2 separate regions of the Homo sapiens genome follow, and region 2 is linked to region 1. A link is a loop called in an ENCODE intact Hi-C map of the cell type or tissue named here. Cell type or tissue: GM12878. All regions are shown on one strand. Links, peaks and the distances in the headings refer to the core of each region. The heading gives the core; the rest is flanking DNA. Region 1 overlaps LOC105375962 (a long non-coding RNA gene). Region 2 has its middle 260 kb from the start of SMARCA2.

The links. Hi-C counts contacts between places; a loop is a spot of excess contacts. Peaks named below come from ENCODE experiments on the same cell type or tissue, not always from the same donor. Only the 100,000 strongest peaks of a DNase experiment are listed, where the experiment ranks them.
Region 2: a loop joins it to region 1, with 11 times the contacts of the local background. A loop is called at or near these places in 3 of 110 quality-filtered maps.

The regions. Positions count from the first base shown.
Region 1 is chr9:3,800,526-3,817,173 of GRCh38, forward strand. It overlaps LOC105375962 (a long non-coding RNA gene), which reads left to right. Exons shown (of 4, transcript XR_929442.3): 3 at 129-278; 4 at 881-2,085. Among named protein-coding and RNA genes, the nearest start is that of GLIS3-AS1, 90 kb to the right of the region's middle. In GM12878, for the core only: no CTCF peak of the experiment used is centred there; a DNase peak (open chromatin) is centred at 9,336.
Region 2 is chr9:2,264,157-2,280,804 of GRCh38, forward strand. No RefSeq gene overlaps it. Among named protein-coding and RNA genes, the nearest start is that of SMARCA2, 260 kb to the left of the region's middle. RefSeq lists an enhancer at 16,259-16,648. In GM12878, for the core only: no CTCF peak of the experiment used is centred there; a DNase peak (open chromatin) is centred at 7,555.

The sequences.
Region 1 (16,648 bases), core at 5,491-13,490:
TGTTATTATTGTTTTTGCTTATTTTCTGCTTTCTGGTATAAAGATGTGGAAAATGTCAAAAATGTCTGCAGATATCCCTATGGGTAACAATGATAAGAAAAAGAGGAAGTGTTTATGTTTACCTACAGCACAGAAAGCCAAGTTGCTGGAGAAAATATGCAGCAGTGTAAGCCTGAAACATCTTACAGAAGAGTATAGTTTTGGAATGACCACTATATATGACCTGAAGAACAGAAGAATAAACTGTTGAAGTTCTGTGCTGAAAGTGATGTATGGAGGTTAGTGAAAAACAGATAAATACTGCATAAAGCTGAAACTGAAGATCTTGGTCCTATATTAAAATAATGGATCAGTGTCACAATGAACGTATACCATTTAATAGTATGTTGATTATGAAATAAGCATAGATCTATCACAATGAACTGAAAATTGAAGGGAACGGTGACTATTCAACAGGCTGGTTGCAGAAATTTAAGAAAAGACGTAGCATTAAATCTGTAAAGACTTGTGATAAAGCAACTGCTGATCACAAAGTGGACAAATTCATTGATGGGTTTGCCAAGATTATCACTGATGTAAATGATGCCAGAACAAGTATATGATGTGAATGAAACATCACTCTGTTGTTGTAACTGCCCCAAAAAGACATAGACTATATCTGATGAGACAGCCCCGACGTGAACTAATGATACCAAAGATAGAATGACTGTGCTGGAGTGTGCTAATGCAACAGGCACACCGAAGTGTAAACTTGCTGTGTCGGGCGAAAACTTAGATCCTCCCTGTTTTCAAAGAGTGAATTTCATACCAGTTCATTATTGTATTATGCTAACAAAAAGGCATATACTTCCAAGAACATCTTTTCTGTTTGGTTTCACAGACATTTTGTACCAGTGGCTCATGTTCACTGCAGGGAAGCCAGACTAGATGACAACTGCAAGCTTTTATTATTACTGGACAACCATTCTGTTCATCCTTCAGCTGAAATTCTCATCAAAATAATGTTAATGCCATGTACTTTCACTCAAATGTGATTTCATTAATTCAGCCATGTGACCAAGTTCTCTTAGATCAATGAAGTAAATATAAAAACACTTTCCTCAACGGTAGGCTAACAGCAGTGAACAGAGAAACATGAGTGTGAAAGGTTTTCAAAAGGAGTTTGACGTGAAGGATGCTTTATATGCTGTTGTCAATGCCTGGAACACAGTGATTAAAGACACAGTTGGACATGCCTGGCACAAATTCTGGCCTGGAACCATATTCAGTGATGATGACCAAGATGGTAACTTTGAAGGATTTCATATGTCAAGTGAGAAAAAAAATGATGTATGACTTCCTTGCATACGCAAAAAAATATACCTTCAGATTTCATCGGTAAACTGGGAGAAGCAAATATTGAGGAAGTGTTTCATATCAACAATGAAGCTACAGTTGTTCATTGACCAATGGTGAAAGAGCTGAAATGATTCTGAATCAAGGAGATCGTGGTAAATAGTGATGATAAAGTCTACATTGTCATCAGAAAAAGTGCCTGTAGATGACATGGTGAAAATGTGTGATGGGGCTTTTGAAGGACTAGGGCAGAATGCATTCATAACAAAACAAGAAATCGTGTCAGTGTATAAAATCTAAGAAAAGACTTCTAAGATAAAGCCTTGTTAATGAGGCAGATGACTTTGGAGGAAATAGTTTAAAAAAACCATTCACTGGAATGCCTTCTCATCCCTAGGTATTTATTTCCTGATCCCTCAACTGTTTCTGATGTTTTTTTCTCACCTGAAAAAATAAAATACAATGTACAATAACCTTTTATTCAAAACACACCATCATAGGTGGAGACTGAAAGCCTGTCATTGTTGTTAGCATTGTTTAACAGCTCATACAGGTATTTTGGTGATGCTACTAGGCTGCTTAGTTACCCTGAACACATTATTTTTTCACTGTATTAATGGCATGTCTTACTTTTTGCTGTTAAGTACTTATGTGTGAAAAAGTATGAAAAATGATCGCTTATTGGTAGCATATCAATTGAGAGTCAGCCATGATGGTGATGTGAGATAGTGACACTATGATTTCCGCTGGTCCAATATACACAAGCTTTGTTATATGCACAAAATTATTTAAGATATTGTATAAAACTTCCTTCAGGTTATGTATATAAGGAGTATGTGAAACATAAATGAATTTTGTGTTCAAATTTGGATCTAATTTCCAAGCTATCTCGTTATGTATATGCAAATATTCCAAAATCTGAAAAGAATCTGAAATCTAAAACACTTCTGGTTCCAAACATTTCAGATAAAGAATACTCAACCTGTATCAGTTTTGATGGTGATGATCAGATGGTTTGTTTCTGAGTTTTTTATTATTACAAAAATATTGCTCTGAGTATTCTTTGTCTCTTGGTCATATGTGAAAGAGTTTCTCTAGGATATAAAATGAGTAGAATTGCTGGGTAATGTTGTGTGTGCATATTTAATTTTACTAGGCACTGCCAGTTGTACCTATTTACACTGCTACCAGAAAAGTATAAGTGTTCTGGTTGCTTCATATTTGCACCAACATGATATTACACTTGATCCTCTGTATGCATGGGTTCTGCATTTGTGGATTCAACCAACCATGGATTCAGAAAAAATAACAATATAGTAATAAAAATAATACAAAGTAAAAACAATATAACAACTATTTACATAGCATTTACATTGTATTAGATATTATAAATAATCTACAGATGATTTAAAGTATACAGGAAAGGATGGGTGCAGTGACTCACGTCTGTAATCCTAGCACTTTGGGAGGCTGAGGTGGGTGAATCACCTGAGGTCAGGAGTTCGAGAGCAGCCTGGCCAACATGGCGAAACCCCATCTCCATTGTGGTAGTACACACCTGTGGTCCCAGCTACTCAGGAGGCTGAGGCAGGAGAATTGCTTGAACCTGGGAGGCAGAGGTTGCAGTGAGCTGAGGTAGCGCCACTGCACTCCAGCCCGGTGACAGAGCAGGATTCCATCTCAAAAAATAAAATAAAATAAAATACAAACGTATACAAGAGGATGTGCATAGTTTATACACAAATACTATGCCAGTTTATAGAAGGAACTTGAGCATCCTCATATTTTGGTATCTGTGGTGGGTCCTGGAACCAGTTTCTTGCAGATACTAAGGGATAACTGTAGTACACATACATTTTTTTAAATCAATCTAACATCTGTGAAATGTTATCTCATTTTGATTTAAATTTGCATTTCCTTAAAATACAATGAGGCTGAGCATCTTTTCATAAATGTATTGCCCATTCAAGTTTTCTTTTCTCATAAGTGCTTATTCAAGACTTTTGCCCATTTTTGGGCAAACGAGTTATTTCCTTTCTTAGTGATTTATGGTTTTTCATAAATTCTGAATACTATCATTTTGTTAGTTTTAATGCTGCAAATAATTTCTTCTTGTTTGTAGTTTGTCTTTTTGCTCTCTTTAGGAGCCTGGAAATATACGTAATATTAAATTGAATGAAGTCAGATTTATCTTCTTTATGGTTTGCACTATTTCATTTTAAGAAACTCTTAAATATCTTAGTGTCACAAAGACACTCCCCTTTATCTAAGGATTTGCCCTTCACATTTAAATCTGGCTGAGATTTATTTATTTTTAATGTGTGGAGTGAGATAGGGATCCAATTTTAATTATTTCCATGTGTATAACCAATTGTCTCAGCATATTTTATTGAATTCCATTTTTTCCTCCACTGATCTGATTTGTTACAAACGTTTTCACATATGTGTGGGTCTGTTTTTTGGCTTTTTGTTCAATTCCATTGGTTACTCGCCTGTGATGATGTCACATTATGTTGTAATATTCTTCATATTTGTGAGGGTCAGTAATCACTTTTCCAAACAACTTCTCCTTTCTCTCTTCTTTCTCTCTGTCTTCTTCTCATCTTCCTATTCCTTCTACTTTTTCTTTCCCTTCTGCTTCAAAGTTCTATTTTTTTCTTTTGCCAAGTTAAGCCCTCTTCCCTTACCTACACGTATAAAGACTTGTTGGTATTTTAAAATTCAGATTGTATTAAATATATAGATCAATTTAGTAATAACAGGCAGCTTTATGATTTTGAGTGCTCCAATCCATAAATGTAGTATTTATTTCCATTCATTTAGATCATATTAAATCAATTAATAAAATTAGTATTTTTCTTCATTAAAATCTTTTCCATATTCAGTTAGATTTATTTTTAGGCACTTAAAGTTTTTTAAACATATCATTGCAAACAATCTTTTATAAAATTACATTTTCTAACTAATCATGCCAGTTAGTACAAATGCAACAAATTTATTTACATTGATTTTGAATCCAAGAACACTGATAAACTTACTAATTTTAAAATTTTCTAAGTATGTTCTTTTAGGTTTTCTAGGAATATTCTAATGTCATCTGAAAATAATGAAGTCGATTTATGCTTTTCTAAGCTGAACCCTATGCCTTAAAAAAACAACCACCACAACAATTCAGCATCAGAGGGTAGAGTTAATCATGCTCTTCTGTTCATAGCATGCTACTATCATTGGTCTCACAAAGCCCTTCTCTTATTTATTGACTTATTTATTCCCTTTATCTTTATCCCATACTCTACTGCTACTTGCCTTTTCCCTATAGATACCATTTAAAAAAAAAAATTTTTTTTTGAGGCAAAGTCTCGCTCTGTCGCCCAGGCTGGAGTGCGGTGGCGCCATCTCGGCTCACTGCAAGCTCCGCCTCCCGGGTTCACGCCATTCTCCTGCCTCAGCCTCCCGAGTACCTGGGACTACAGGCGCCCGCCACCACGCCCGGCTAATTTTTTGTATTTTCAGTAGAGACGGGGTTTCACCGTGTTAGCCAGGATGGTCTCGATCTCCTGACCTCGTGATCCGCCCGCCTCAACCTCCCAAAGTGCTGGGATTACAGGCGTGAGCCACAGCGCCCAGCCCTTAAAATATTTTTAAAATGTATATATATTTTCAATATGTGCATGAGTTTTATATGTATGTAAATGTTATTGTGTTTTGCAGCTTATTCTTTCTTTCTTTTCTAATTTTTTTAGTCAGAGCCGTTTTTTAAGGTTTATCAATATTGCTACATGCATATTTAAATCTTGCAGATTTTCACCTTCATTAAATTGCCCCTAGTAGACATTGCTGTTGTCACTCATCTAGTTTTCCATTTCTTCCAGGATATGGGAGAATTCTATTTTCCTGCCTCTTGAAGTTAAGCATAACCTTGTTAATTTCCTTAGCCAATATAAGTAAGTGAAAGTACGGGTGTCATTTCCAGATGAAAGCATGTAAAAGCCCGGGTGCAATTTCCACACTCTTTCCTCAGTCATGGCAGTTGTGAAAAAAAAGTGTTAATGTAAAGGTTTCATAATACTAAAGCGGCCTTGAAATGCCAAGCCAATTTGGCATCATAAAGGTTTATTTTTGTAAAATTCTTCCGTATAAACTCAAAAAGAATTCTATGGATTTTATGTTTGTGTGTTGTATAATTCTTTACATATCTTTGATAAATCTACATATGTTTCTTTACTTGATCTATAAATTTCAGTTTCTGAAAGTGGTGTGTTAAAATTGGTAACTTACATTACTTATCTCTCTTTGGTTTTGTTAGTTGTTACTTGGTATGTTTTGAGTCTGTATAATTAGGTGTGTATATGTTTATAATCAATATATCTTTTTATTACTTCCTTTTATTGTATATGAGATCTTTTTAGTTTTTTTAAGACATATTTTTCTTAAATCTGATCAAATATTAGGATTGTTACTGCAGCCTTTCTGTGGCTAATATTTTCTTGTTATATATTTACATCTCTTTAAGTCTTTTTGTATTTTTGTTTTCAGTGAGCTCTTCTAGTAACATATATTTGAAGCCTCTTTTATGAATCCAACTTGAGAATCTGTCTTTTAAATGGTGAGTTTAATACATTTATATTTATTATTATTATTGTTATATTAGAACATATTTTTGTCATCTTTCTTAATATTTTCCAGCCATTATACTTACTTTGGCTTTTTCTCTTTAATTCTTCCTCCTTTCCTTTATTACTTTAGAAGTGCTATGCCATTATCCCATTATCTTCTTGCATTCAGTGTTGCTGTTGAGAAGTCTGATGTTATTCTGATGTTTATTCTCCTGTGGTTGAGCTGTTTTTTCTAAAAGTATTAGTAATTGTTCTTGCTTTTCATGTCTTTAAATTTTACTATATTTAGGTGTCAATTTTTCCTAATCTCTTACATTTGGCAGTGTATGGGTTATTTTCATCTGTGTCATTTGTATTCAATTCTGAGAAATATAACTTCATTTTTTTCTTCAAATATTTTTCTTCATTTTTATTTTCCTCTCCTTCTAGAGTTTCTAGCTTCTGGGTGTTGGCATCTTTACTTATACTATCCATTTCTTTTAGCTTTTCTTTCATATTTTCTTTCTTTTATTCTTTTTATCATCTTTTATGAAACCTCAATATGGTCTTATATTTTATTAATTCATTTTTAGCTGCATCTATCCTACTGTATTCTTTTTTCCAACCATTCTATTTGTTATAGCTAATATTTCCACTTGATTATTTTCATTATTATTTTGGTTATTGTTTCATATTGGTAATATTTTTTCTCATTTCCTTAAATATCTTAGCAGGCTTTACTGAAAGCTTTGTCCTCTATTCTAATATGTCTGCTTTGAATTATATATGTTGCAGTCTGTGGTATTATACAGGAGTCTGGTTATTTTAGTTTGCGAGCTCATGACCCATTCAGTGGTCATGAACTCTGTCAGGTAGTATGTACTTAAAAAGGTCTATTCACAGTCCTTGTCTTTTGTCAGTGCTGGAAACTTTAAGAAAGAGAGTAGGCTTAGTTCCAAGGTACATTGTCACAGAAACAACCATAGCACCACTGCTGACTATTAATATTTCTTTGCCACTCTACCAGGAAACTATCCACAGGGTTTTGACTTTAGACCATTAGGCCGAAACAGTATTTGGAGAAAGTAGTTATCTCCTAAGTCTGTACTAAAAAGTTTTGGGGATATTGAGGTGAAAGTGAACAGAGAAATGAAAGTTTAGGGAGGCTGGTCTCTTCATACCAGTTTTCATCAATACCTCATCTTAAAAGGACTTTTCTATTACTCTCATACTCCCTAGCATTGGTGTACTGGGTTGTGTCAGCTGATTTCTAAGTGAAAAGGCAGCCAATGTAGGCTCTAAGGCAATTCAAGGGAGAGGCAAGAATGCAACCGGAAATCTTAATTGTCTTCTTACTATCTCTGGTCATCCTTTCTCAGGGCTTTAGTCACCTTCCTCCCACATCGTTCCACACTCCACCTCTCACTCTAGTTTAACACTGACTTCAACATCCTCAGGAGTTTCTCAATATTATTCCAGATTTTGTTGCTGCTTCTGTAACCCAAATTTTCCTTTCACTTTTATGGTTCCCATGGATTTGATTTTGAAGAGGGAAGCAGCAGCCTGTAGTCATTCACCATCATCACAGGAATAGAAGCCTTTAGTTCTTTTTCCTGACCTTACTGTGCTGAACAGAATCTCCAGCACAATATCAACTGCATTGATAGTGGGTACTCTTCTTGTTCCCACTGTGATAGAGGATGCTAAGACATTGCTCCAGTTCATTATGAAAACGTTTTCTAAAGTTATTTTGGATTTTCAGAAAGAACTATTAAGGATTAGAGGGACAATGTTGTCTCTGATTTAACTCAAGAACTTGGGAGATCACAGAGATAAACTTCTGAAGGGCATCAGATCTTCCCAGAAATCAAGTGCGGAAGTTCAGCGGAATGCTGTTGGACACAGTAGGCACAATGGATGAAAATTAGAAAGGTCAGTGAAGAATGTTTGTTAAATTCTTGATATGTTAATAAGTACTTCTTTGTTTAAGGTGGTGCTGAGGTAGTTATATGGTTAAGAAGTGTTTAGTAAAGTTTTTCTACTTTAAGTTCTGGGGTACATGTGCAGAACGTGCAGGTTTGTTACATATGTGCCATGGTGGTTTGCTGCACCCATCAACCCATCATCTAGGTTTTAAGCCCTGCATGCATTAGGTATTTGTCTTAATGCTCTCCCTCCCCATAAAGGATTTTTTAATTGGAAGTTTTAGATAGCGGAAAGTACACACAAATGGCAATCTGTTGCTCCTACTTTTGACACCCAAAGTATTTTAAGCTCCTTCTTTCAGTGCTCCGCAGAATAATGATTCTTCAGAAAGAAGGCAGCTTCTAGACAGAATACAAGTCACACAAGGTGCTCAGGTTAGGGAGAGAGGGTGAGCTGTGGCACTGTGCAGACAGTCTTTTGTGGAAACCACAAAAGATAAAGACCCAAGTCTGAATTACTGACAGTCTGAACTCAGAGTAAATGCTGCAGCAAAAATTCATGATAATAAGGGCCCAGAAGTGGGTGTCCATGATGATAGCTCAATCAAGGCAGGTTTTGCTAAGAGTCCTGTTGGCTAAGGTTCACTATTTATTCACTATTGGTATGTGACAATCCTGTAACTATTGGGCTCCCTTTGACTGTTAGAGTCATGATTCTAGCTCTCATAGTGGCCCAGCTCATTAGGCTGCTGTGAACACCTTTTGAATCATATGCCAGGTTCACCTACTTCTTGCCCCCTCATTCATTGTGGGGATTCTTGTTAACAAATATACCAAATGTTGGAGGTTATTGATCAGAACAGGGATGAGTACCTGAACCAAGATGGATGCCTCAGAACCTCCTGTTTGTCGATTTGACATCCAGATTGATAGGATATGTATCCATATTTATGTCTATGTCTGTATCTACATCTACATCTGCCTATTTATCCATACATATAGAGAGACTGGCTGACTTACTCTCTTTTCCCTCCTCAAGATGGTGAAGTATAAACCCGGGAATGTGAGACAGGCATCACTTGTAGTTACATGAATCAGAAAATAAAAGGAGGCAGGTCTGCAAAGGTAGGAGAAAAGAACAATCAGGTCAAAATGAGTAGAGACGAAAGATGAAGAGAGAGGGAGCTGGATTAACATTTCAGTTCCATTCTGATGTCTCATTGCATTTGTACCCTGTGTTTTTCAAGATCTTTCCCTTCTCAACTGAAGCAAATGCAGATTTATTTTTGTTATTTGTAAACAAAACAGTTTTTGGCTTCCAGTCTGGTGGTATAGAATTTCTCTTCCACTCTCTGATATCTTGGCATTATCCCTCAGTACCCTGCTCTATGCACCAGTCCTGAGGTTGAAGCCCAGGGGAAGCAATACTAAGAGATGAAGCCTTGGCATTGCTCTGTGCAGCTGCAGCCTTCTTGAGTGAAGCTTCCCCTGCCCATGTGACCATTGTGGTTCTCATGCCTCAGGATGGCATCCCCATTGACTTTAGAGCCTACTGGAACCTCTCTCAAACCACAAAGAAAGTATTCTTGTCATAAGTCACTTCCTGGATCCATCTTCTTGGTGAATCATTAATAGTGCCAACTGCCAGGTGGACTAGCCCAGGCTGCAAACTTTTCAATGAACACAGCTGGGTTGAGGAGGAAAATGGCCCAAGAGGAAAACATATCATGGATCCTGGAGAAAATTCTGGAATATGAAGCCAAGGGACATCACACATGCATGTCAGAACTGTATAGATCAACCGATTCAACTCCTTGATTTTAAAAGTGGTGGAGGGGAATCAATATTTATTAATGGCCAGCTTTGTGATAGACACATGAATCCCCCAAGAAGTTTGTAACGCAGGTATGATTCCTGTTGAAAAGATGAAGAAACTGAGGTTCAGAGTGGTCAAGTAATTTGCTTATGTGGTAGAGATGGAGTGGATTCTGAAGGCTCCTCACTTCAGAGCACAAGCTCTAGTCAGAATTGACTTGGCTTAGTCACCAAATTAGAGCCTGGTTTCTAGATTCCCAGATCAGTACTCTTTACATCTTGCCATACTGCCCCTGTCATGATACAGCTTGTATGCCTGGAGCAGCACTGATCCTAGGCCAGTTGGCCAGAACTCAGCCAGGCATCTTGGTATCTACTGCAAAGGGTAAAATGGATCAAGAGCCCAGGATTTCCCATAGTAGCTTTGCCTCCACTGAGGGCTGTAAGTAGGTGTGCCCAATAATAGTTCAGCACAGCCAGGTCAAGTTTTAATAAGGGCTAAGGTCCTAGAACAGGCAGGGGCAAAGGAAGTAATCACAGAGGAAAAACAAGAGCCCAGGCTTCTTTTCCTGGTTGTCTCATTTGTTAGCTCTTCCCCTGAATAAGCCACTACCTTAGCATCTCAGTTACTGTGCAGTATCAAAGGAGGCACCTGGACTGGATAGCATTTGGTGACTGAGCTCTGAATTTCCATGGTAGTCATTTTCACTCACGTCCGTGTGAAGAGACCACCAAACAGGCTTTGTGTGAGCAATAAAGCTGTTTATTTCACCTGGGTGCAGGCGGGCTGAGTCCAAAAAGAGAGTCAGTGAAGGGAGATAGGGGTGGGGCTGTTTTATAGGATTTGGGTAGGTAAAGGAAAAAGGGGGGTTGGTTTCTGGCGGGCAGGAGTAGCAGTCACAAGGTGCTCAGTAGGGGAGCTTTTGAGCCAGGATGAGCCAGGAGAAGGAATTTCACAAGATAATGTCATCAGTTAAGGCAGGAACAGGCCATTTTCACTTCTTTTGTGGTGGAATATCATCAGTTAAGGCAGGAACCAGCCATCTGGATGTGTACGTGCAGGTCACAGGGGATATGATGGCTTAGCTTGGGCTCAGAGGCCTGACATTCCTGTCTTCTTACATTAATAAGAAAAATAAAATGAAATAGTGGTAAAGTGTTCGGATGGTGAAAATTTTTTGGGGTATGGTATGGAGAGATAATGGGCGATGTTTCTCAGGGCTGCTTCGAGCGGGATTGGGGCAGCGTCGGAACCTAGAGTGGGAGAGATTAAGCTGAAGGAAGATTTTGTGGTAAGGGGTGATATTGTGGGGTTGTTAGAAGAAACATTTGTCATTTAGAATTGTTGGTGATGGTCTGGATACAGTTTTGTGTGAATTGAAAAATTAAACAGAATAAGGAGAAAAACAGGTATTAAAGGTCTAAGAATTGGGAGGACCTAGGACATCTAATTAGAGAGTGCCTAAGGAGGTTCAGCATAGCCTTGCCAGCAAAGATTATTTATTTACTTTAAGAGTTAAGCGTGGCGGTTTGGGGATAGCACCAGGAGATATCAGCTGTGATGGCTTGGAGAAACAGTGTAAACTGGCAGTGTAAACAAGAGCAGGGCATGTGTGAGTAGTTGAGAACGGTGAATAGGAGCATGACTAGACAGAAGATAGTAGGGATGACAAGTTTTTGGGGGCACAGTCCAAGTTAGTCTGGTGTCTGGAATGAGACTGGGGCCTAATGAAAAGGAGCGTCTATACAGGAGCTCAAATGGGCTGTACCTTGTAGCATTCTGAGGACAGGCCTGAATTCTGAGAAGGGAAAGTGGTAGAAGTATTGTCCAGTCCTTTTTAAGTTGGTGGCTGAGCTTGGTGAGGTGTGTTTTTACAAGGCCATTAGTCTGTTCTACCTTTCCTGAAGACTGAGGACTGTAAGGGATATAAAGGTTTCACTGAATATAAGAGCCTGAAAAAATGCTTGGCTGATTTGACTAATAAAGGCCGGTCTGCTATTGGACTGTATAGATGTGGGAAGGCCAAACAAAGGAATTATGTCTGACAGAAGGGAAGAAATGACCATGATGGCCTTCTTAGACCCTGTGGGAAAGGCCTCTACCTACCTAGTGAAAGTGTCTACCTAGACCAAGAGGTATTTTAGTTTCCTGACTCGGGGCATGTTGAGTAAAGCTAATTTGCCAGTCCTGGGCAGGGGCAAATCCCTGAGCTTGATGTGTAGGGAAGGGAGGGGGCCTGAATAATCCCTGAGAAGTAGTAGAATAGCAAATTTGCCAGTCCTGGGTGGGGGCAAATCCCTGAGCTTGATGTGTAGGGAAGGGAGGGAGCCTGAATAATCCCTGAGGAGCAGTAGAATAGCAGTTGGAACACTGAGAAGTTATTTCCTTGAGGATATATTTCCACGATGGAAAGGAAATGAGAGGTTCTAAGAGGCGGGCTAGTGGCTTGTACTATAGCACAGCCTGCCTTTGCTGGTGTGTGGCGATTACGCCTGGTGGAACTGCCGTCTATAAACCAAGTGTGATCAGGGTGAGAAGCAGGGAAGAAGGAAATGTGGGGAAATAGGGTGAATGTCAGGTGGATCAGAGAGATGCAGTCATGAGGGTCAGGTGTGGTATCAGGAATAATGTGGGAGGCCGGATTGAAGTCCGGGCCAGGAACAATGGTAATTGTGGGAGACTCAACAAAGAGTGAGTACAGCTGAAGGAGCCGGGGAGCAGAAAGTATATGTGTCAGGTGTGAGGAAGAAAACAGATTTTGGAAATTATGAGAGCTGTAGAGAGTGAGTTGAGCATAGTTTGTGATTTTAAGGGCCTCTAAAAGTATTAGGGCGGCAGCAGCCGCTGCACAGAGACATGATGGCCAGCCTAAAACAGTAAGGTCAAGTTGTTTGGACAAAAAGGCTACAGGACGCGATCCCGGTCCTTGTGTAAGAATTCTGACTGCACAGCCCTGCACTTCAGCTGTGTGTAATGAAAAGGGGTGGGTGAGTCAGGGAGAGCTAGGGTGGGGGCAGTCTCTAAAGCTGTCTTCAAGGAATGGAAAGAGGAGTGGGGACAGGATTTAGGATCTATGGGGTCAGCTAGGTTTCCTTTTGTGAGTTTATATAATGGTTTTGTTAGGATGGCAAAACCAGGTATCCAAAGGCGAAAGTATCCAACCATGCCCAGGAAGGAAAGGAGTTGTTGTTTTGTAGAAGGGGTTGGGGTTTGAGAGATTAGTCGGGCACGATCGGCAGGGAGGGCTCTTGTGTTTTTATGAGAATTATGCTGAAATAGGTAACGGATAAGGAAGAAATTTGGGCTTGACTGAAGTAATGGGGGCTGTCTGTGAAGCTTTGCGGCAGTATGGCCCAGGTAATTTGCTAAGCCTGATGGGTGTCAGGGTCAGTCCAAGTGAAAGTGAAGAGAGGCTGGGATGAAGGGTGCAAAGGAATAGTAAAGAAAGCATGTTTGAGATCCAGAACAGGATAATGGGTTGTGGAGGGAGGTATTGAGGATAGGAGAGTATATGGGTTTGGCACCATGGGGTGGATAGGCAAAACAATTTGGCTGATAAGGCATAGATCCTGAACTAACTTGTAAGGCTTGTCTGGTTTTAGGACAGGTAAAATGGGGGCATTGTAAGGAGAGTTTATAGTCTTTAAGAGGCCATGCTGTAGCAGGCGAGTGATAACAGGCTTTAATCCTTTCAAAGCATGCTGTGGGATGGGATATTGGCACTGAACGGGGTAAGGGTGATTAGGTTTTAATGAGATGGTTAGGGGTGCAAGATCAGTCACCAAGGAGGGAGTAGAGGTATCTTATACTTGTGGGTTAAGGTGAGGGGATACAAGAGGAGGATGCAAAGGAGGCTTTGGATTGGGAAGAAGGGTGGCAATGAGATGCAGCTGTAGTCCAGGAATAGTCAGGGAAGCAGATAATTTAGTTAAAGTGTCTCGGCCTAATAAGGGAACTGGGCAGGTGGGGATAACTAAAAGGGAATGCTTAAAAGAGTATTGTCTAAGTTGGCACCAGAGTTGGGGAGTTTTAAGAGGTTTAGAAGCCTGGCCGTCAATACCCACAACAGTTATGGAGGCAAGGGAAACAGGCCCTTGAAAAGAAGGTAATGTGGCGTGGGTAGCCTCCGCATTGATTAAGAAGGGGACGGACTTACCCTCCACTGTGAGAGTTACCTAAAGCTCGGCGTCCGTGATGGTCTACGAGCAGCGTCAGTCTTCAGCCGCTAAGCCGAGAAGATCTGGGAAGGAGTCGGTCAGAGAGCCTTGGGCCAGAGTTCCAGGGGCTCTGGGAGTGGCTGCCAGGTGAGTTGAACACTCCGATTTCCAGTGGGGTCCCACAAAGATGGGACATGGCTTAGGAGGAATCCCGGGCTGCGGGCATTCCTTGGCCTGGTGGCCAGATTTCTGGCACTTGTAGCAAGCTTCTGGGGGAGGCAGTTCTGGAGGAACGCCTGGCCACTGCGGTTTAGGCATTTGGAAGTTCTTGTGTGCTGGAGATGTGGCTGGGGTTTGTCTCACAGTGGAGGCAAGGAATTGCAACTCAGAAATACTTTGCTACTTGGCTGTCTCTATTCTCTTATTGTACACCTTGAAGGGGAGATTAATTAAGTCCTGTTGTGGGGTTTGAGGGCCGGAATTTAATTTTTGGAGTTTTATTTAATGTCGGGAGCAGATTGGGTAATAAAATGTATATTGAGAATAAGACGGCCTTTTGACCTGCAATGATTGACGGCCTAGACCTAGGGTCTAGGGCTGTAAAGCGTCTCAGGGTTGCTGCCGAACAAGTCATGAACTGGGCTGGATTTTTATATTTGATGAAAAAGAGCCTAAACGCTATCTGATTTGGGATAAAGAAAAAGGAGCATTAACCTTGACTATGCCTTTAGCTCCAGCCACCTTATTAAAAGTAAATTGCTGGGCAGGTGGGGGAGGGCTAGTCACGGAATGAAACTGTAAGCCAGACCAGGTGTGAGGAGGGAGGTGATAAAAGGATTATAGGGTGGAGGAGCGGAGGCTGAGGAAGAATTGGGACCTAGCTCGGCCTGGCGAGGAGGGGAGAGGTCAGATGGGTCTGTAGAAAAGGAAGAGTAGAAAGACTCAGTGACGCTTGGGGTTGGGACTGAGGGGACAGGTGGGAGGGAAAGAAGGAACATTTGGGACGAGTCACATTGGGAACACAGACTAGGGAGGGACCAATGTGTAAAAGAATGCCTGGACATCAGGCATCTCAGACCGTTTGCCTATTTTACAACAAGAATTATTTAGATCTTGTAGGATGGAAAAATTGAAAGTGCCATTTTCCGGCTATTTGGAACTACTGTCGAGTTTGTATTGGGGTCAAGTGGCATTGCAGAGAAAATAAGACGCTTAGATTTTAGGTCAGGTGAGAGTTGAAGAGGTTTGAAGTTCTTAAGAACACAGGCTAAGGGAGAAGAAGGAGGAATGGAAGGTGGAAGCTTGCCCATAGTGAATGAGGCAAGCCCAGAGAAAAATGAGTAGAGACACGGAGAAGGGGTGGGGGCTTCTTGCCCTCCAGAAAAGCAGAGAAGGGGTCGGGGCTCAGAAATAAGGGGTTGGGGCACAGAGATAAGAGGTCGCGGTGTGGAAATAAGGGATCAGGGCACAAAGATAAGAGGTCGGGGCGTGGAAATAAGGGATTGGGGTGTAGAGATAAGAGATTGGGGTTCCTGCCCCTCCCCCAGAAAGGTGGGACTTGCCGCTAAGGGTGAAGGACCAAAGCAGGCGTCCCTGCGTGATCTGACACCTCTGAAACCTGGGGGAATAATCAGGTGTCCTTGCAATGATTAAACACCAAGGGAAGGCTGACTTCCCTAGTCCATGACCGGCGCTGGAGTTTTGGGTCCACGGATAAAACGTGTCTCCTTTGTCTCTGCCAGAAAATGAAAGGAATTGAAATTAAGAGAAGGGAGAGATTGAAGTGTGGCGCCAAGATTGACAGGAGAAGGAGGTCGAGGGATAGTGAGGGAGTTTGGAGAGGAGAGTAAAAAGAGGCCGCTTACCGGATTTGAAATTGGTGAGATGTTTCTTGGGCTGGTCGGTCTGAGGACCTGAGGTCGTAGGTGGATCTTTCTCACGGAGCAAAGAGCAGGAGGACAGGGGATTGATCTCCCAAGGGAGGTCCCCTGATCGGAGTCACGGCACCAAATTTCACTTGCTTCCGTGTGAAGAGACCATCAAACAGGCTTTGTGTGAGCAATAAAGCTGTTTATTTCACCTGGGTGCAGGCAGGCTGAGTCCAAAAAGAGAGTCAGTGAAGGGAGATAGGGGTGGGGCTGTTTTATAGGATTTGGGTAGGTAAAGGAAAAAGGGGGATTTTCTGGTGGGCAGGAGTGGGGGTCACAAGGTGCTCAGTAGGGGAGCTTTTGAGCCAGGATGAGCCAGGAGAAGGAATTTCACAAGATAATGTCATCAGTTAAGGCAGGAACAGGCCATTTTCACTTCTTTTGTGGTGGAATGTCATCAGTTAAGGCAGGAACCAGCCATCTGGATGTGTACGTGCAGGTCACAGGGGATATGATGGCTTAGCTTGGGCTCAGAGGCCTGACAGTCATGGGAGGCTGGGACACAGATGGGCCTCTTCCACCATGGGCCCTTGGCCTCACACATAAACCCTTTATGTGGACAGGCATTTGGCCTTTAAAAAATCTAGGCTGAAGAGAGTACCGGGTACATGCAGGGGGAAGAGAGATGATTTGGAGTTGATGATGAAAGACCTAGCTGTGTGGTTGGGCAATACAGCTATGCCCCCCACAGTACCCCAGGGAGACTGTTAGCTCAGTGTGCCTTAAAGATTTCCAGTAGGGGAAAGGGGGTCATTCCATAAAGCCACTCTTCAATATAATGGGTCATGGTATATTGTTGGGCAACTCAGGACTGTGTTGTAGAGATGGTCCATATACAGGGACATGGTCTACAGATGTTCACTGTTGGCCATAGAGCACAGCCAAGTCAGGA
Region 2 (16,648 bases), core at 3,548-11,547, 1.5 Mb before region 1:
AAAGTCTTAGAAAATTATCAAACATTTTCTCTTCCAAGACTGCTTCTTTCTCATTCTCATATCTCCTTCTGTTACCAGGGGTCTTTGCTCCCAGAGCTCCCAAGATGGTGGCGGGCCATGGCAGTGGCGGCAGGCCACGTCCAAGATGGTGGCAAGCCTCGTGTTCTCTGACCTGGGGTTCTTGGCCTCACGGATTCCAAGGAATGGAATCTTGGGCCATGCGGTGAGTGTCATAGCTCTATTAGAAGCCTTGGGTCATTGAAGAGAACCGTGGAACCTAGTGACTAGTGTTCAGCTGGATTAGGACGAACCTGGGCACTTAGCCGGGCAGGAATAATGGCAAGCCTTTAGCCTATTCGGGAGCGGCAATGGGCGCCTCGCTGGATCAGGAGCGCAGCAGACACCCTGCCGGATCCGGAGGGGTGGAAGTCAGCAGTGGGTCTGCGACGGAGGCAATCAGCAGCAGTGGATGGTGAGCAAAAGCTCAGCTCCAGCCGTAACAAACACGGACCAGAATAGTGTATAGTTGAAAGATTCAATAGAGTGAAAACAGAGCTTCCATAAAATGGGAGGGGACCCAAAGTGGGTAGCTGTTGCTGGCTGGAATGCCTAGGTTTATATCCTGATCAGAGCCTGTGCTCCCAGGCGATAGATGATTGGCTATTTCTTTACCTCCTGTTTTTGCCTAATTAGCATTTTAGTGAGCTCTCTTTACTATCGGATTCATTGGGTATGAGCTAAGTTGCAAGCCCCGGGTTTAAAGGTGGATGCAGCCACCTTCCCGGCTAGGCTTAGGGTTTCTTAGCATAGAAAATCCAGCTAGCCCTGTCTTTCACTTCCGGTATTGCAATTATAAATATATTAGACGTTTTCCCTGTATTTTGTCTCCTGCTTTTTTTATATTCTACATTCTTTCTCCATCCCTGATTTAGCTTGGATATTTACGACTGACCCAACTTTTAGTGAAGTAATCTTCAGCAATGTCAACCATCTGTTAAATACACTTATTGAGATCTTAATACCATTTATATAATTCTCATTTAATTATTTTAAAAAATAGATTCTAGTTCTTGGTAAAATTCTCCATCTTATTGTTTTCCTGAACATGGTCAAACTGATGTTTGATAATACCGATATCTAATTCACCTGTGGGTCTGTTTCTCTTTTCTTTCTGCTTTGTCCTATTTTTTTATTCCTAGTAAATTTTAATTGCTTGCTAGACACATTGCATATGGAAAATTGGAGAGGCTCTGAATGATGTTATCTTCTTCCAGAGAGAATTTACCCTATCCTCTGGCAGGCTGCTAGATGAGGGACACTTCACTTCAGTACAATTAGGAAGTAAGCAAACCTCACGTTACTCCTGATTTTGCCCTACTCCTAGAGGTTTCCTTCAGATGAGATCTTGGGATGCCTAATAGGGTCTATCCTGGACACTGATTTTGGTTTCCCTGGGACTAAGAGACTGCTAAAAACTCCACTTTGATTTTCAGATGGTATTAACCTGGTTTTTAAGCCATTCATTCAGTCATCAAATGCCTTGCAGGGTAAACCACCTCCACTTCTTTGCATGTCCCCTCTTTCAGAGCCTGGCCTACACAAGTCCTGGATGCACTGGAAGCCACAAACTTGCATTTTTTTCCTTCCTAGTTCCAGAAGGTTGCTGAAAGCTCAGCTGGCTCCTCTATCTCTTAGATGCCACCCTTTGCCTGGCTTCTGACCCATGACAAAACATGCCAAAAAACTACATACATTCTGAGGTGAATGTTGGGGTCACATCAGCAAACTCCCTTCTTCCTGGGGTCTTGGCCCCTTGAATCCTAATTTTCTTGGTTATTCTCTGATGTTTTCAAGCAGATAAATATTTTTAGTACAACATTTCTTGATCCTTGGTTTTGCTACAAGCTACTTCATAGAAGGAAAACGAAAAGCAAAGGAGTACCTAGAAGTTTCCAAAATTAAGTATCAGGAGTGTGTGTCAGATTGTGAAAAGCAAGCATTTCTATAAATGTTTCTGGAAAACACAAATTTTAAGCAGGATTTTAAAGAAAAGTAGACTACTAAGCGCAAGCCATAGGAGTCTTCAGTAAAGGAAAGCATATATGCACACAAGTAGATGCTTGTCATTCATTTTTCCAAGAAATGTTTATCCAGATTTTGCTGTATGTCATCCACTGGGATAGATGCTACCTAATACACAATAAACATTTTGGAGCTTACAGGTCATGGGGTAATACAGAAGTAATCAGGAAATGACAATATATTGTAATAAACTAAGACAAGGATCTGTTTGGTTGAAGCAATGGGGCTAGGTAGAGAAAAATACAAAAAATGAGAAGGTTAATAAAGTATTAGTGAGAGCAAGATAGCAAGAAATGCAGCTGGGTGGTGGGAAGAAATAGGTGATAGACGATTATGCCCGGAGGATGGCTTGGATTTGTAAGGCAGGATTTGTAAGGCAGGCAGTACAGTTGCATTCCAGGTTGAGTAGGGAAGTGTATCATAGCATCATTGTCTTTAAGAAAGGCTATTCCTGATGTAAAATTTTTGGATAGACTGGCAACCAAACTAGAGAACCTAGGGGTGAAGCCCCTTTGATGTTCAGAGTACAACAAAGGCATATCCTGTATCAGCACTTCCCCTACCTAGATTTGTGTGAATACTTTGGGTCCTATTCTATTTTAAAATGATGCTAGAAGGTCCAGAAGTGATTAGGTCTCTGGCCCCACTAGAGCTAAAAATTGTGACCTTCTTAGTCCTTTGCTTCTCTTTCTCTTCTACTCTCTACTTCATATTCCTTTCCCTTTTCTCTGTCCTCACTTCTTCCCTCTTTCTTCCTCATTCCTCTTTTATTTTTTTCTTTTTTCTTGCTTTATTACTCTCATTAGAAGCATCATCATTTGAGTAGTTTGAAAACCTCTAAGAAAAAATATTCCGGGAACCTTTTTATCACTCCTGGATCTTTACGAACAGCACAGGCATGGGTTAGTTCCAGCCCTCAGGATTTACTGTCTTTCGCACTCCATTTTCTTGCTTGGCTAAAAGAACAGCTATTTTTGTGGTGCAGGTTTACCCTGTCTCCCTTTTTCTGTATCCCTAGAGAGAAAGTCTGATAACCGAGGCCAGACTGCGATCCCTTCCGAGGACTGACTGCAGCCAAGTTTTGAGAATGTGTCCTCCTGGGTCTGTGTCAGCAGCTCACTCAGCTCTGCTGGGAAGAGCATGCCAGGGTCACTCACTGTGCATTAACCTCAGTGGCTTGCTCGCTCCATCTCTCGTCAGCTGTTTCTTTTCCGTGAAAAGCACACACAGTTCAGATAATTAAACACTTGTGGGGCATTTTACATTTCATGAATCAATCAGCAGTGAATTATTTTTGAATGTGCTCATGCAATGTACTCCAAGTCTCTTAGCTATATTTTGCAAATGAACAGGAGTGGATTTATCATGAAGCAAATGAGGCTTAAGTTGGCCTCTTACGTACAGGGGCCCATTTCAAGGCCCCAGGAGAATCCCTGGTGATTTCATATTTGTAATTTATATTTTTTCTTAATGATACTCTTCCTTCATCCCCAACACCACTTTTACAAGCTTGAGATCCCACAGTAACTGAATCTACCCCTGGGAAAACTAAGACTCTCTTTCTTGTTACCAGGCTAGGTCTTATCACCATGTGCATCAGATATTGCTTTGCCTTTATCACTGATTTCAGATGGACAACTTTTGCTTTGTGGGCAGTTTGTTTCTCATATATAGGCCAGCTCACTTTTTCTAAAGATCTGTCTTCAGAGTGATGGTGACAAAAATGTGCCTTCTGAACCCAAACTACAAGGAGCTTAATTGATCAAGGGGCCAGCAGCTGAACTCTGAAAATCCATCGCCTTATTTGTACCAAGGCAGTGCTTCCCAGGAGCTGGCTGCTCATGCAGCAGGAATACTAAGGCAGAGCTAGTCTGGGGAGATGTAGGATTCTTCTGACGGCTGGTTTTGACATAAGGACTCCCTGACAGTATTGCTGAAAACTCCTTAAACTTCCTGGCAGTTTAGTAGATGCTTCTACTTAATTTTCCTTCCCTTTCTCCTTCACTTGGGGTCAGACTTGTATAATGGTCTGATGGCTTTCCCTGGTTTGTCCCCATTTTCTGTCACACAGGCATTTCCCTTAATAAAATTCTTATACTCTGAATCCTGTCTTAGTGTCTGCTTTAGAAAATGCAAACTAACACAATGAGTTAATAGGAAAAAATAGGACTGGATGTTAGAATGCATTAATCAAGTCCCACTGAATTTTCAGGGATCTTAGTAAATTAAAATTTGAAAATTAAAATACCCATTGTCATGACCTCCCCATCTTTCACTTTTGCCCACACTTGAAATTTCCTTTTTTTGCATCTAACTAAATCTTGTTTATAATGTGAATCCCAGCTCCAGTCCATCTCTTCCATAGAACCTTGATTTTCTCTCTTCTGAGTTCTTATGGTCCTGGCCCTATGAACTTAAACATCATGGTAATTCTTGATTAAAGGGTCAGTCAAATAGTCAATCTTCAAAATCCCCTAAGGGCTAGCTCAGGCTAACAACTTCTATATGCCCTTCTTCTGTAAAGCTTATAGACTAGTATTTTAAAAATTATGTTCCAGTAATAGCAATAGACTATGTATATTTTAGAAGAGAAAGGGTCCATGGTCAAATAAATTTGGAGGAAATACCCACCACGTATATGGCCATTTCTCAGAGACTTAACTGCACGCCAGTGCACTAAAGACTTGGAAACAAACTATGGGAATGGTTTCAACTAACTCCGAGTTCCCCAAACCTATTTGATATTGCAAACCTTTTTCCATAAAATTACTATTAACAACCACATGGATTTATTTTTTAACAACACAATTTGAAAATATGTGTTGATATTTCTGAAGATATTTCTTTCAGAGGTGCATTTGTATTAAGTCACTCTCTGGATATATTGAATAGGGGTAAGGAGGAGGCAAGTCAATTGGCAACATTGGCAGGTGGGGGAGCTTCTGGACCTCAGCCATGAGATCAAAATGAAAGAGGGCAGGGTAGACTAACGCCAGGTGTGCAAAGCAGGAGCTGGGAAAGCAGGTCCAAGAATGGCCTGAGCTTATTCTTACCAGTCAATGTTTAAAGGGGACAGTGACAGGTTATTTTTCTTTCTTTACAGGAATCACATAATTAGCACCCGTAGGGAATACCCTTCAAAGATGACCCAAGAGCTTCTGGTCAACTGCTTTCCTTTGCAGGCTTTCTTACCATTTATACAGTTTCCTTTCCAGCTAGATTACAAGCCAAGATTAGGGAAAACGTCTTACCATTCTTTAATTTACCTCGGTATTTAGTATTCCTTCATTCTTCCAATAAATCATTATTATGCCACTACTGTGTGCCAGACAATGTTCTTGGTGATAGAGATGCAGCAGTGAACCAAACCCAACAAGGTTCCTGTCCTCATGGAACTTACATTCTTATTGGGTAAACAGATAATAAACCCAATAAGCTGAAATACAACAAATATTAGTGGCAAGTGCTATGAAGAAAATAAAGTGGGATAAAGGATTAAAGAGCACACCAGAGACAGAGTAGATACCGAATAAATATTGACGGATTATGTAGGACTTTTGAATTGCCTCAGTGATTTTCTGCAGCCCTCAAAGAGAATTTAACAGGAGGAAAGTGCCATTGTGGCTTGCATAGGTGTGATCATTTTTTAAATGGTGACAAAACCTCAAAAGTGGGCAATAACATTGATGTCTTGTTTCTGCTATTCATCAGCAGGCAAACGTTCTATCTGCAACTGTCAGAACTACATATTTAGCACAGTTCCTCTTACTATTAGCGTCTTCAACATGCTGCTACCTTCCCCACATCTTCCTACCCATTACCCCCTTGTAATTACTGCAATCATTTCAGATTAAGATGTTAAAGTCCAAAATGTTTGTGAAAAAAATTGGCAAGCTGTCACCTCCAAATACCCAGCTGAGTTGCCAAATGAATAATAATGCAAAAATGCTTGCTGGAAAAATAATAAATAAAAGCTTTTTGTTGTATAATAAATCCTTTTCTATAAACCACCCCTGAGGAAACTGGCTCTAGGCTAGTTTCCTAGTAACATTTTCCTCCAAGTAAGCAGGCCATTTTATTTCATTCTTTTCTACACTTTATTTTTTTCCAAGAGCTGCTGTATGGTCCTACCCCATTGTTCTTCATGAAATATGAATGCCACAGGAGTGTATGGGGAGAGATGCCAGCTACATGGCTGTGGATAGGAGCCACTAGTGACTAGAGTAAGTGATTAGTTCAGAAAGTGGCAGCTGAAAAGGAAGTGTGCATTGTGGGAAAACAGAGTTATTTTATTAACCATTAGCCAAAAGAGAAGACTTAAAAAAATAAAAAACCCCGAGAGGCTGGATTTAAGGGCATCCATCTTGCCCATTGCAGAGCAGCTCTGTTCATGAAAAAGGGGAAGAACAACACAAACCACTTGGGCTGGATTTGGATATTCATGGAAGGCTCCATTATGCTTGGGGCAGACCGTGGGCAAAACTGTACCCAAGAGCTCATTGTCACATTTGAGGAATTGGCGAGGCATGACAGATAATTAGGCAATAACTAACACTCTGCATATACTACGTTGTCTATGTATATAGGATTGCCACATATGTTGTCATCTCATTTGATTCATCAAATAATCCTAGGAAACAGGATTATTTTGCCTACCTTAAAGATGACGCCATTGAAGTTTAGAGATGTTAAGTAATTTTTCTAAGGTTACATAGCCAGCAAGTGGCAGAGCTAGAATTCAAATCCAGGTCTCTCTGACTCCCTAGGTGGGGCTTTAGCCACTCTTCGAAGTTTCCTACTCTTCTTTCCCAGACTCAGAGAAGGAGGCAGAATCTGGCAATAGACAATGCACATCCTCCTCCTCCCCAGCTGCCCCACGCTCCTACACGAGGCAAGCATTGTGAGCCATCAAGGCCACTGACACTAGGTGAGGCCAAAGAGGCCTGGGTGAACTGCTCATCACCTATGGGGCATGTTCACCTGCAGCCACAGTACTGGTATGCTCAAAGACACAAAAGGCCCCAAAGATCCAGGAAAGTTTAGCATCGAAGAAAAGTAGATGTTAGAAAAATCCATGGAAAGCCAGGTTAAAAATTCTACTAAGGAGGATCGTTGACGGTTAGTGGAGTGCTAGAGTCAAGTATGGGAAGAAAAGAGGATGGTAGGAACCCGTCCTAAAGAATGTTTAATAATAGTTTATTGGAAAAGTAACTTTGGCATGGGACCAATAATTGAGGTTTAAAAGCATAGTGTACAAAAACAAAACAAAACATAGTGCACATGAGAACGGAGACATGCTGGTAGAAAACAGGAAGTTCAGGCTTCTGAAATGAGACATCAGAACTGGTGAATTGTGTGTAAGTCAGGCTGGCAGCCAAAGAAACAGCCCGGGAAGGTTGTCGGGGGAGGGGGGAGATACTTAAGCTCCACCTTCCTCTCACCTGATTGGGCCTTGAGTGGCTGGGGGTGGGACTAAATTGGCAGATGGGCATCAGCCTGGGTGTGTGGAAACCAACCCGAATATGATTTGAGGCAGATTCTCTCCCTCCTTCTTTCCCCCAGGTAGGCTATGTGCTCTAGTTTCCAGAGCCTCCACCTCTGTGCCATGCCCAAATCTTTCCTTCTACTGTGAGTCCTAAAAACTCCCCAGGTCTAATGCTAGTAGAAATCCTACTTCTTCACTGCAAGAATTTTTTTTTTTTTTTTTTTTTTTTTTTTTTTTTTTTTTTTTTTTTTTTTGAGACGGAGTCTCCCTCTGTCACCCAGGCTGGAGTGCGGTGGCGCGATCTCGGCTCCCTGCAAGCTCCGCCTCCCGGGTTCACGCCATTCTCCTGCCTCAGCCTCCTGAGTAGCTGGGACTACAGGCGCCCGCCACCACGCCCGGCTAATTTTTTTTTTTGTATATTTAATAGAGACGGGGTTTCACCGTGTTAGCCAGGATGGTCTCGATCTCCTGACCTTGTGATCCACCCGCCTCGGCCTCCCCAGGTGCTGGGATTACAGGCGTGAGCCACCGCGCCCGGCCTGCAAGAACTTCTCTCTACGTTAGCAAGAAACAAACACTTGAGAACTAAGTTACACTGCTGGAGGAACGATGAACGTCTCCTTACTGCCAATTACGTTAACCTTCCCAATGACTTGTTTTCACTTTTTAAATAGAAGCTTGTTAAATTAAAAGAATGCTTTGCTAATAGTGGGATTATAGGAGAGAAGTTTTTTTGAGATTGTGGTGATGGGGCAGGAGCTGTGATGTAGATGGGGTCCCTTAAAACTATTTGTTCTTCTTGTTCAGATTTTGATTCAGCTCATGTCTGTCAAGCCTTTAATAAGCACCAAGTCCCAAGCTACTTGTCATCCTCCCCACCATGATCAAGGTCTAGAGGATAGAGGTGGTTTCTTGAAAGTGAGAAAATGTTTATTTCATATTGTTTTCAACAAGACTAAATTGGAAAAAAAACCCTCAACATCCTTTTAGTGATTTCTACAGTGCTGGGAATTACTGGCTTTTTAAGTCCTTGTTCTCTACTGTAGAAGCTGCCTACTCATTCCAATTGCCTGATGTTTGCTAATTAAGCATCGTTAAAGGAAGAAATTAACTCATTTGTTAAATGCCACCTAAGTTTCTCTGTATATTCAGAAAAAGCATTAAACCCAATCCTGAGATGGTAATTTCAACCTAATTCAAACTCTTGCTTGCTTTAGGGATCAAAATAGTTATGCTGCAGGTTTACTAATATCAACAGTGGCACTGACGACAATAACGAATGATGACCCTGACAATGATCATGATGCTGAACGCTGTTTGTTACTTTTTAAATCCTTTGTTTCAAAAACTACCAAAAATTCTCCACATTTTTAGAAATCTTGTATTGAAGCATCGTCATTAGTATAATTTCTGATCAAGTAAATCCATTGCTGAGATGTTTATGCAGTATTCTCTGTGCAGAAAATAATACATGAATATAGGTAAGAATCTGATACAGATATTCAGGATGAGACACTTTTTAATTGAGAAAAATAATTGGACAGATTTTCATTCATTGCACATCTGTTTTCAAATCTATTTACTGTATTTGTCATCTCCCTTTCTCCTTTCATCTCCTTCTTCTCTCCATTGTCCTGCTTTTTTTTCTTTGGTTCTCCTCTCATCTTTCACTCTCCTTTTCAGCAAACAAATCAGGGAAAGAAACAGCTTCCTAGATAATGAATGGTATTTTAAATCTGGTTTGTTTTCAGGGACTCTAGTCCTGACTTAATGTATCAAACGAAGCTCCAGGATTTAATCAAGAAAGGAGGCCATCAGGAAAAAGAAAATCAACTCTGAAGCTTAGCTGAAAATAATTTGCATTTTGGGAGCTGTGCGTTAGGGATGTTTGGTCCAAGCTCTTTCATGGGGAGATAAAATGAAAATGATGTGCTTTATTACTTTGAAAGTCATACCCTTCTAATAACAGGGAGAATAGGAAGCTTTTCTGATTTATTCTGCTGAACCATCACTATCTGGAGTCATTTGCACTCATGGACCATTGGGAGAACATTAATTGACCAAAAAGAGGCTGCTGTTATTGTCGAGGCAGCATTGTGTATCCTTCTGAAATGGCTGATCCTGACCTGGGCTCTTGACTTTGCCCCCTCAGACTCTAGCTTTTATGGGACTGGATGGATCTACTGCCAGAGGTCAAGTAGTGCCAGACTGAAAAGCTTTATCAATTCCAGAACCTCACCGAGTACCTCCTACTAGGAAATTTGAATGTGAACACCTTGGTAACATCTCAACCACGCACTTGGGAGCTTTTGCCTATAATTCAAAGCAAACCGAAAAAGAAATTATTCCCACCATGTTGCAAAAATTGAAATGGAAAAAGAACTGTTGATTCTAATTCCTCAACCCAGGACTTCAGATGCCAATAATGATTGCAAAGAATAAACACCCACTGAGTGCATCTCAGAAACCGAATTGTTTTCTTGTTATTTAACATTTACAGTAGTAAGAGTGTGTTGGCACTGCTGGGCTCCTGTCAAGAGCCATTCCTGAAGTCCTCAGTGTTCCCACAGTGATGGCTGCACGTGTGAAAGGTTAGGAATCCAGGAATACTAACATGGAAAGTAAATTGTTCCTCCCGTTTCTTTTCTGTGCTGCCCTAGAAAGATCTTACACCTCTTGTCCTTTAAGGTAATAGCACTAGTTCCCATTCTTTTGGGTTCCATGTATATTAGGGCATCCACATCTACTGTTAAAAAAAAAGGAAGAAGGATTTTGAGGAAGAGCTTAAAGGAAAGGGGGTATTCAAAGAAGAAAATGCTTCAGGGCAATTGGGGGTTTCCTTCAGAGCAAAAGGGAGATTAGAGGAGAGGTGGGAGAGAGATAGAGAAGGATTTACCTGATGAATAACCCAGAACTTGGAAGTGATTCTGGGTAGGTCTCTCAAAACAGGAGAAAATTATTATATTTAAAAAGTGGGTGGCCCTTGAAGAAGAATCATTTGAAAATTCAGAAGCTACCTGGGTGCTGAATCATTGCTCTTCTCACTTCATTTTTGCAAGAATGAATAATTACACATTCGCCCCATTGCCTGTGCCGGGGAATGATGTAGTGAAGGACTTCATTTTGTTATATGCAGGACTGACCCTGGCTGTGCACTGGGGCATCTGCTGGCTCCTTCAAATTTATTCCTTATGCATATGACCCACCCTTTCCACACCCAACTTTGCTGACTATGCATAAAGCCAAAAAAGGAAGGGGCCCTAGTTACCTGAGGTCTGTGTACGTATGGGAGAGTGAGGGGTAGAAGGAAACTTGGCCTCATCTCTATCTGGGGGCTGCTGAATGCTTATCACACCCACAAGGGAGGGTCAGTAGCTAATGACCCCCATGTTAAAAATGAAAAAACTGAAACCCTAGATTGTTAGCCCGTGACTTGCTTTACCTTTGCCTTCTGTTCAGGAGGGATTTAATTCTGCTTAAAGTAAATGGCAACCACATAACCTGCCATGTTTTTGGACCCCTTGGTCACCTAATTTTCCCATTAGGCTTCAGCCCTGTTGGCACAATGAGGCTGGACGCTGAGAAGCCACAAGGGCCGGTGAGAGAGAATGGGAACCACAGTGAAATGTGCATTTTTGGGGAGACTCGATGGAGTGACCCAGAGCCAGCTTATTGCATCTTAGAAAGTTATAGGACAGAAAATTTATATCTTGTAGTTTAGTTTGAAAGTGGGGGAACAGACTATAAACTAGGAAAACAACGAAGTGCTTTTGAAAAAATATTTGCTGAACATCTTAAGGCATAGGTTTCTGAGCGTAGGGTCAGTGTTTTTATTTCTTCCCAGATACTCTGCCTTTAAATACAGATCTAGCGTCTGCTGTATGCCGTCTGAGACAAAGGTTAATTTCCAATGCTTGAATTATCCACACCACTTTCGGCCCTTATCCTGTAGGTGGAATTTGTGAAACATCCAAATAGTCACTGTCAGGCCTCTGAGCCCAAGCTAAGCCATCATATCCCCCGTGACCTGCACATATACATCCAGACGGCTTGAAGTAACTGAAGAATCACAAAAGAAGTGAAATTTAAATGGCCTGTTCCTGCCTTAACTGATGACATTACCTTGTGAAATTCCGTTTCCTGGCTCATCCTGGCTCAAAAATCTCCCCCACTGAGCACCTTGTGACCCCTACTCCTGCCCGCCAGAGAACAACCCCCCTTTGACTGTAATTTTCCTTTGCTTACCCAAATCTTATAAAACGGCCCCACTCCTATCTCCCTTCACTCTCTTTTCGGACTCAGCCCGCCTGCACCCAGGTGATTAAAAGCTTCATTGCTCACACAAAGCCTGTTTGGTGGTCTCTTCACACGGACGCGAGTGAAGTTTCGTGCCGTGACTCGGATCAGGGGACCTCCCTTGGGAGATCAATCCCCTGTCCTCCTGCTTTTTGCTCCATGAGAAAGATCCACCTACGACCTCGGGTCCTCAGACCGACCAGCCCAAGGAACATCTCAGCAATTTTAAATCGGGTAAGCGGGCTTTTACTCTCTTCTCCAACCTCTCTTACTATCCCTCAACCTCTTTCTCCTTTCAATCTTGGCGCCACACTTCAATCTCACCCTTCTCTTAATTTCAGTTCCTTTCCTTTTCTGGTAGAGACAAAGGAGATGTGTTTTATCCCTGAACCCAAAACTCCGGCGCTGGTCACAGACTTGGGAAGACAGTCTTCCTTGGTGTTTAATTACGCTGGGATGCCTGCCTGATTATTCACCCGCGCTTCAGGGGTGTCTGACCACATGGGGACACCTGCCTTGTCCCTTCACCCTTAGTGCCAACTACCGCTTTTCTGCGGGGCAAGAACCCCTCGACCCCTTCTCTCCGTCTCTACCCCTTTTCCACTTTTCTGGAGGGCAAGAAACCCCCAACCCCTTCTCTCCTGTCTCTACCCCTTTTCTGCTTTTCTGGAGGGCAAGAACCCCCCGACCCCTTCTCTCTGTGTCTCTACCCCTTCTCCACTTTCCTGCGGGGCAAGCACTCCCCACCCCTTCTCTCCGCGTCTCTACTCTCTCTTTTCTCTGGGCTTGCCTCCTTCACTATGGGCAGGCTTCCACCCTCCATTCCTCCTTCTCCCTTAGCCTGTGTTCTCAAGAACTTAAAACCTCTTCAACTCACACCTGACCTAAACCCAAACGCCTTATTTTCTTCTGCAATGCCGCTTGACAAACTCGACAGTGGTTCCAAATAGCCAGAAAATGGCACTTTCAATTTTTCCATCCTACAAGATCTAAATAATTCTTGTCCTAAAATAGGCAAACAGTCTGAGGTGCCTGACGTCCAGACATTCTTTTACACATTGTCCCCTCCCTAGTCTCTGTTCCCAGTGCGACTCGTCCCAAATCCTCCTCCCTTCCCTCTCACCTGTCCCCTCAGTCCCAACCCCAGGCGTCGCTGAGTCTTTCTAATCTTCCTTTTCTACAGACCCATCTGACCTCTCCCCTCCTCCCCAGGCTGCTCCTCGCCAGGCCGAGCTAGGTCCCAATTCTTCCTCAGCCTCCGCTCCTCCACCCTGTAATCCGTTCATCACCTCCCCTCCTCACACCCGGTCTGGGTTACAGTTTCGTTCCTTGACTGGCCCTCCCCCACCTGCCCAGCAATTTCCTCTTAAAAACATGGCTGGAGCTAAAGGCATAGTCAAGGTTAAAGCTCCTTTTTCTTTATCCGACCTCTCCCAAATCAGTTAGCATTTAGGCTCTTTTTCATCAAATATAAAAATCCAGCCCAGTTCATGACTTGTTTGGCAGCAACCCTGAGACGCTTTACAGCCCTAGACCCTAAAAGGTCAAAAGGCCGTCTTATTCTCAATATACATTTTATTACCCAATCCGCTCTCGACTTTAAATAAAGCTCCAAAAATTAAATTCCGGCTCTCAAACCCCACAACAGGACTTAATTAACCTCGCTTTCAAGATGTACAATAATAGAAAAAAGTTGCAATTCCTTGCCTCCACTGTGAGACAAACCCCAGCCACATCTCCAGCACACAAGAACTTCCAAACGCCTAAACCGCAGTGGCCAGGCGTTCCTCCAGGCCCGCCGCCCCCAGGAGCTTGCTACAAGTGCCAGAAATCTGGCCACCAGGCCAAGGAATGCCCGCAGCCCGGGATTCCACCTAAGCCGCATCCCATCTGTGTGGGACCCCACTGAAAACTGGACTGTTCAACTCACCTGGCAGCCACTCCCAGAGCCCCTGGAACTCCAGCCCAAGGCTCTCTGACTCCTTCTCAGATCTTCTCGGCTTAGCGGCTGAAGACTGACACTGCCTGATGGCCTCGGAAGCCCCCCTAAACCATCACGGACGCCGAGCTTTGGCTAACTCTCACAGTGGAAGGTAAGTCTATCCCCTTCTTAATCAATGCGGAGGCTACCCACGCCACATTACCTTCTTTTCAAGGGCCTGTTTCCCTCGCCTCCGTAACTGTTGTGGGTATTGACGGCCAGGCTTCTAAACCTCTTAAAACTCCCCAACTCTGGTGCTTAGACAATGATCTTTTAAGCACTCCTTTTTAGTTATCCCCACCTGCCCAGTTCCCTTATTAGGCCGACACACTTTAACTAAATTATCTGCTTCCCTGACTATTCCTGGGCTACAGCCACACCTCACTGCCGCCTTTTCCCCCAGTTCAAAGCCTCCTTCACATCCTCCCCTTGTATCTCCCCACCTTAACCCACAAGTATAAGACACCTCTACTCCCTCCTTAGCGACCGATCATGCACCCCTTACCATCCCATTAAAACGTAATCACCTTTACCCTGCTCAGTGCCAATATCCCATCCCACAGCATGCTTTGAAAGGATTAAAGCCTGTTATCACTCGCCTGCTACAGCATGGCCTTTTAAAGCCTATAACCTCCCCTTACAATTCCCCCATTTTACCTGTCCTAAAACCAGACGAGGCTTACAGGTTAGTTCAGGATCTGCACTTTATCAACCAGATTGTTTTGCCTATCCACCCCATGGTGCCAAACCCATATACTCTCCTATCCTCAATACCTCCCTCCACAATCCATTATTCTGTTCTGGATCTCAAACATGCTTTCTTTACTATTCCTTTGCACCCTTCATCCCAGCCTCTCTTCGCTTTTCACTTGGACTGACCCTGACACCCATCAGGCTCAGCAAATTACCTGGGCCGTACTGCCGCAAGGCTTCACAGACAGCCCCCATTACTTCAGTCAAGCCCAAATTTCTTCCTCATCTGTTACCTATCTCGGCATAATTCTCATAAAAACACACGTGCTCTCCCTGCCGATGGTGTCCACTGATCTCTCAAACCCCAGCACCTTCTACAAAACAACAACTCCTTTCTTCCTAGGCATGGTTAGATACTTTCAACTTTAGATACCTGGTTTTGCCATCCTAACAAAACTATTATATAAACTCACAAAAGGAAACCTAGCTGACCCCATAGATCCTAAATCCTGTCCCCACTCCTCTTTCCGTTCCTTGAAGACAGCTTTAGAGACTGCCGCCACCCTAGCTCTCCCTGACTCATCCCACCCCTTTTCATTACACACAGCTGAAGTGCAGGGCTGTGCAGTCGGAATTCTTACACAAGAACTGGGACCGCGCCCTGTAGCCTTTTTATCCAAACAACTTGACCTTACTGTTTTAGCCTAGCCCTCTACTCTGCGTGCAGTGGCCGCCACCGCCCTAATACTTTTAGAGCCCTTAAAATCACAAACTATGCTCAACTCACTCTCTACAGTTCTCATAACTTCCAAAATCTATTTTCTTCCTCACACCTGACACATATACTTTCTGCTCCCCGGCTCCTTCAGCTGTACTCACTCTTTGTTAAGTCTCCCATAATTACCATTGTTCCTGGCCCGGACTTCAATCCGGCCTCCCACATTATTCCTGATACCACACCTGACCCCCGTGACTGTATCTCTCTGATCCACCTGACATTCACTCCATTTCCCCATATTTCCTTCTTTCCTGTTCCTCACCCTAATCACACTTGGTTTATTGATGGCAGTTGCACCAGGCCTAATCGCCACACATCAGCAAAGGCAGGCTGTGCTATAGGACAAGCCACTAGCCCGCCTCTTAGAACCTCTCATTTCCTTTCCATCGTGGAAATCTATCCTCAAGGAAATAACTTCTCAGTGTTCCATCTGCTATTCTACTGCTCCTCAGGGATTATTCAGGCCCCCTCCCTTCCCTACACATCAAGCTCAGGGATTTGCCCCCACCCAGGACCAGCAAATGGGCTTTACTCAACATGCCCGGAGTCAGGAAACTAAAATACCTCTTGGTCTAGGTAGACACTTTCACTGGATAGGTAAAGGCCTTTCCCACAGGGTCTAAGAAGGCCACCACTGTCATTTCTTCCCTTCTGTCAGACATAATTCCTCGGTTTGGCCTTCCCACCTCTATACAGTCCTATAAGGGACCGGCCTTTATTAGTCAAATCACCCAAGCAGTTTCTCAGGCTCTTAGTATTCAGTGAACTAATGGTCTTTTAAAAAGACACCTCACCAAGCTCAGCCACCAACTTAAAAAGGACTGGACAATACTTTTACCACTTTCCCTTCTCAGAATTCAGGCCTGTCCTCAGAATGCTACAAGGTACAGTCCATTTGAGCTCCTGTATAGACGCTCCTTTTTATTAGGCCCCAGTCTCATTCCAGACACCAGACCAACTTGGACTGTGCCCCCAAAAACTTGTCATCGCTACTATCTTCTGTCTGGTCATACTCCTATTCACCGTTCTCAACTACTCATAAATTCCCTGCTCTTGTTTACACTGCCAGTTTACACTGTTTCTCCAAGCCATCACAGCTGATATCTCCTGGTGCTATCCCCAAACCGCCACTCTTAACTCTTAAAGTAAATAAATAATCTTTGCTGGCCAAGGCTATGCTGAACCTTCTAAGGCACTCTCTAATTAGATGTCCTAGGTCCTCCCAATTCTTAGTCCTTTAATACCTGTTCTCCTTCTCTTACTCCATTTACTTTTTCTATTCATACAAAACCGTGTCCAGGCCATCACCAATAATTCTAAATGACAAATGTTT